2 separate regions of the Homo sapiens genome follow, and region 1 is linked to region 2. The links are chromatin contacts, found by Hi-C or POLR2A ChIA-PET in ENCODE. All regions are on one chromosome and are shown on one strand. Each heading gives the region's core, a stretch centred on a gene start or an enhancer-like site at or near the end of the contact. The rest is flanking DNA. Distances are from core to core; before and after follow the strand shown. Region 1 holds the start of ABCB7 (ATP binding cassette subfamily B member 7). Region 2 holds the start of XIST (X inactive specific transcript).

What was found. A loop is a pair of places that touch in the nucleus more often than their neighbours do. ChIA-PET counts read pairs that join two places held with the same protein, here RNA polymerase II (POLR2A).
Region 1: a map of sigmoid colon shows a loop between it and region 2 (14-fold over the local background). The contact joins the promoter of ABCB7 here to the promoter of XIST in region 2. A Hi-C loop is called at or near these places in 1 of 168 maps with a recorded cell type or tissue (sigmoid colon). POLR2A ChIA-PET finds 5 or more read pairs at or near these places in 1 of 52 experiments (T-cell).

The regions. Positions count from the first base shown.
Region 1 is chrX:75,154,954-75,157,653 of GRCh38, reverse strand. ABCB7 (ATP binding cassette subfamily B member 7) reads left to right here and starts at 1,371. Exons shown (of 16, transcript NM_001271696.3): 1 at 1,371-1,549. The coding sequence starts at 1,382. It also overlaps a transcript of UPRT not described here. RefSeq lists an enhancer at 1,261-1,690.
Region 2 is chrX:73,851,268-73,853,967 of GRCh38, reverse strand. XIST (X inactive specific transcript) reads left to right here and starts at 1,254. Exons shown (of 6, transcript NR_001564.3): 1 at 1,254-2,700. RefSeq lists enhancers at 2,035-2,536, 2,400-2,649.

The sequences.
Region 1 (2,700 bases), core at 122-2,621, 1.3 Mb before region 2:
AGTAGCTTAATGGACATATAAATCTGATCATGTTACTCTCCTGATTAAAACTCTTCACTGGTTATAGGATAAAGTATTAACTTCTTAGAATGAAATAGAAGGCCCTTTACCATCAGGTCTCTGTTCACTCAGGTTAACCTCCTACTACTTTCCCAAACTCCATAGACTCCTGAACCTGAAAATATTTTCTTATGCCTTCTTGCTTTTAACATGTCATCTTCTTTACGTGTAATTCCAGTCAACCTCTTCAACTTGAATTCTATTTTTCTTTAAATAACTAGCTCAAGCATCCCCTTGAATGAATCCCAGAACAAAAAAGCTAACTGCATGGGCTACAGATTTCTGTTTTTCTTTATCAGACTTACTAGTCCAAAGTACCTCTTCATAAGAAGTCCATAATTATTTGTCTCTTTTGTGTGAAAAGTTGGAGAATGCAGCAGTGAATATAAAATTGCAACTGCATTATTGTCTCCGGGGTTTCAGGTAACATTTACAACTGGAAATGCAGTTTCCTAGATAACTGTAAACATATTTTGACATTTTGTTTGATAATAGTGGTGACAAAAGAATATAAGCCTGTCTTTAAACATGGTCTTCTCTCCATACATTTCACTTTACCACCCTTCAGCCAACCTAAGCGATTTTTCAAGAATTAGGGACGCTGCAAAAACCAAAGCGAAGAGCTAGAAAGAGTGACAAAATTAGTAAAGATGTCTGTAGTCTCTCTGTGTGTGTGTGTGTGTGTGTGTGTGTGAGACTGTCCCACGAGCAACAGACCAAAGGAAAACTGCCCCAAGGTTTGCGCAACAGAGAACAATCAGCAAAGTTAAAGTCCTTACAGGACAGAAAAGCAGTAAATCTTACAGCTGAAGCCTCCTCCCAGGGGAAATTAACGTCTGTAGTTTAATCTTTCCTTAATTCAGAAGGGAGTGAAGATAAGAATATGCATAGGGAAAATGGAGAGAGGGGAGCGTGACATTGAGTTGGAGGAGGTAAGAGAGTATTATGAGAGACAAGATGGGGTTGACAGATTTAGCAGATACAATATTTGGGACACACGCACGAAGAGATGATTCGTTGTTTATGTAAAATTGAAACTTAACTAGGTAGGCATCCTGTATTTCATCTGGCAACTCCAGGAAAAGAGAAAAATACAGTGTTACTCCAATATTCCCGGTTGTGTAAGGAAAACAATCAAAGCTCGGCCCTAAGGAAAAACAAATAAAAGAGGCTGTGCGAATGCATCCGAATCTTCAAACAGAATCCATTTCCGGTCTGGGGCCCTGGGAAAACAAGAAGAGGAGAGACAATTAAGGTAGCCGAATTCAGTCCGCCAGTGTCCCATAATCCTCTTCTCTCGGTTCCTCTTTCCTCGCTCAAGATGGCGCTGCTCGCGATGCATTCTTGGCGCTGGGCGGCCGCGGCGGCTGCTTTCGAAAAGCGCCGGCACTCCGCGATTCTGATCCGGCCTTTAGTCTCTGTTAGCGGCTCAGGTCCGCAGTGGAGGCCACATCAACTCGGCGCCTTGGGAACCGCTCGAGCCTACCAGGTGAGATGCCACTGACATGGAAGAATAGGGTGAAGGGCAAGGGGACCTGTAGGGAAAAGGTTGCCCTCCTGACCTCGGGGCAGAGAGAGCACCAAGAAGAAAGTCATGGCTAACTGGGAGCAGCAGTAAGTGAAGGAAATTAACGTCAGTAATTTGAGGAAAGGGCGAAGAAGAAAACCTTTGAGTTCAGCAAAGGGAAACGGGGCAGGAGGTTCTGGGCAGAGGACACCTGGAGCGCTGGAGGCTCTCGGAGTCATAGTTTTTCTCTCATATTAAGAGTTGGGGTAGACACCATTCCCAGCCTGCTTGCCTTTCTAAAGACGAGGAAGACTGGATTATTTTCCCCAATTAGTAATGGAATTTGGGACAGTTTATCTGTGGTTCAGATTTTACTCAGTTGGAATTAGCAATTCGGAGAGCACTGTAATGACAGCAAGCTATCTATAAACAGGTGGCGCCAGTTAACTCCCTTGCTGACAGGCGTGCTTCTTGATAGGCCAAAACCGTAACTATCTTTCCAAAACATAGACCGCCCTAAATTCTTGTATAAATATGACTGTCCTAGATCTGAAAAATACAGTGATGTTCTCTGTGCACAGGTCATTTTGGAAGCCATAGGCTACTTATCCTTAACTTATGAATGTAGCTATGGTTGTAGTGCCTCCTAAAATTTGAGTCCATTATTACCTCTCACTCAGGAACGGTTTTTTAAAAAATTATTTGTACTTAACTGTACTAAAGTATATCTTTTTATTTTCTGTGTATTGACAAGAGGTTTAATTGCCACCACGTATTTATCACTATCACTTTAAAATATTGTCAGTTTTGTATGAGAAACAACCTCTTAAATTTTGATTCTTCATCTACAAATATTTAACGTCTACCTTGTACATAGCCCTGTGCTAGATGATAGGGTACTAAGAGAGACATACAGTTATGCCTTCAAGGATTGTACAGTTTAGTTAAGGAGATTGGATCTATGCATTACAAAAATAACTGAAAAACACAGTGGTGGGTTAATTAGCAAATGAATAGTATGTACAATAAAGGCTATAGGCATCCAGAGGAAATAGTGATAATTAAGGACCAGGTTATAAAGAGTATTTCATGCTGGTGATAGAACTGGGGAGAATGTTCTGAACAGGGAGAAT
Region 2 (2,700 bases), core at 5-2,504:
AAGATGGAAGGTATTTCTTAAGGAAGAAAATTTGCATACTTTATTATTTTTCTGGAAACTGAAGAGCAAGCTTACCTGATAGATTTGGGTCGATAGTTACACTTTCCAGTTCAGCCAGTGGGAGGGTAATGTATCCTTTGACTTTCTAGAAGTTGCTCTATAATACTTAAGTTGCCATTGTCTCCCTTCTGGTTCTCTGTTGTTTCTCGAATGACATAGAAGAGTTTATGAGATTAATTGCTTCCTACTGAAATAGCCAGGTTTCTGAGGGCAGCTTTGGCTTTTATATGAGCTTTTTCTTCCTACCACTTATCAGTTACTGACAGAGGGTCAACTTCACTACTGTGTCATATGGTTGGTCCAATGTTGGGTTCCTCAGATTCATGGAGGAAATAGGAAAATAGTAAAGATTAAGGAGTCATAGTTAAAAAATTACAAACAGGTCACAAACAGTACTCTTTCTTGATTATTTAGGAACCAAATAGCCATTCTATGAAATGTCTTTCTTTCCTTTTTCTCTCTTGCTCACCAATTGACTCGTAAGCACTTCCGTTCTCTTATGGTTGGGAGCCATACAAGGTAGAGTGTTGGAGTAAAAACTACATTGACTCTGAATCATGGTGTGTGACCTCGGGCACATGATGTAACCTCTATAGGACTCTATTTTAATGTATAAAACAGGAATAATCCTTTATTATTATCTATGCAATACATATTCCATTATCTATTACATGGGATAATGGAATGGGAAGTCCCTTGAAGATGGTACTAACCTCAATGTATTACTCCTTTCTAGCTTCTTTGGTTCAAAAGTTTGGTGGAGGAGTTACAAATTCTGGTTTGAATGATATATTTGGATACTTTATCAACACATCAAAGCTCTACCTATCCCTTCCCCCATTCTCAAAACCAAGCTGAATTAACATCTTTACATTTATTATGCAGTTTATGGAGGATTTTAGCATTAATTATTGCTTGATTTACTCAATGTCCCCATGTTATAGATGAGAACTGGAAAACCCATTGAAGTTGTGACTCCTGGTCTAGAAATGAAGTCTACTTCCAGTTAATGTTCTTTCTGGTATGTCTTTGCTTTCTTGAAATTTCCCTTTTTTGTCCTTACTGGGTAAATTTTGAACCAACCAAATCACAAAGATGTCCGGCTTTCAATCTTCTAGGCCACGCCTCTTATGCTCTCTCCGCCCTCAGCCCCCCCTTCAGTTCTTAAAGCGCTGCAATTCGCTGCTGCAGCCATATTTCTTACTCTCTCGGGGCTGGAAGCTTCCTGACTGAAGATCTCTCTGCACTTGGGGTTCTTTCTAGAACATTTTCTAGTCCCCCAACACCCTTTATGGCGTATTTCTTTAAAAAAATCACCTAAATTCCATAAAATATTTTTTTAAATTCTATACTTTCTCCTAGTGTCTTCTTGACACGTCCTCCATATTTTTTTAAAGAAAGTATTTGGAATATTTTGAGGCAATTTTTAATATTTAAGGAATTTTTCTTTGGAATCATTTTTGGTTGACATCTCTGTTTTTTGTGGATCAGTTTTTTACTCTTCCACTCTCTTTTCTATATTTTGCCCATCGGGGCTGCGGATACCTGGTTTTATTATTTTTTCTTTGCCCAACGGGGCCGTGGATACCTGCCTTTTAATTCTTTTTTATTCGCCCATCGGGGCCGCGGATACCTGCTTTTTATTTTTTTTTCCTTAGCCCATCGGGGTATCGGATACCTGCTGATTCCCTTCCCCTCTGAACCCCCAACACTCTGGCCCATCGGGGTGACGGATATCTGCTTTTTAAAAATTTTCTTTTTTTGGCCCATCGGGGCTTCGGATACCTGCTTTTTTTTTTTTTATTTTTCCTTGCCCATCGGGGCCTCGGATACCTGCTTTAATTTTTGTTTTTCTGGCCCATCGGGGCCGCGGATACCTGCTTTGATTTTTTTTTTTCATCGCCCATCGGTGCTTTTTATGGATGAAAAAATGTTGGTTTTGTGGGTTGTTGCACTCTCTGGAATATCTACACTTTTTTTTGCTGCTGATCATTTGGTGGTGTGTGAGTGTACCTACCGCTTTGGCAGAGAATGACTCTGCAGTTAAGCTAAGGGCGTGTTCAGATTGTGGAGGAAAAGTGGCCGCCATTTTAGACTTGCCGCATAACTCGGCTTAGGGCTAGTCGTTTGTGCTAAGTTAAACTAGGGAGGCAAGATGGATGATAGCAGGTCAGGCAGAGGAAGTCATGTGCATTGCATGAGCTAAACCTATCTGAATGAATTGATTTGGGGCTTGTTAGGAGCTTTGCGTGATTGTTGTATCGGGAGGCAGTAAGAATCATCTTTTATCAGTACAAGGGACTAGTTAAAAATGGAAGGTTAGGAAAGACTAAGGTGCAGGGCTTAAAATGGCGATTTTGACATTGCGGCATTGCTCAGCATGGCGGGCTGTGCTTTGTTAGGTTGTCCAAAATGGCGGATCCAGTTCTGTCGCAGTGTTCAAGTGGCGGGAAGGCCACATCATGATGGGCGAGGCTTTGTTAAGTGGTTAGCATGGTGGTGGACATGTGCGGTCACACAGGAAAAGATGGCGGCTGAAGGTCTTGCCGCAGTGTAAAACATGGCGGGCCTCTTTGTCTTTGCTGTGTGCTTTTCGTGTTGGGTTTTGCCGCAGGGACAATATGGCAGGCGTTGTCATAT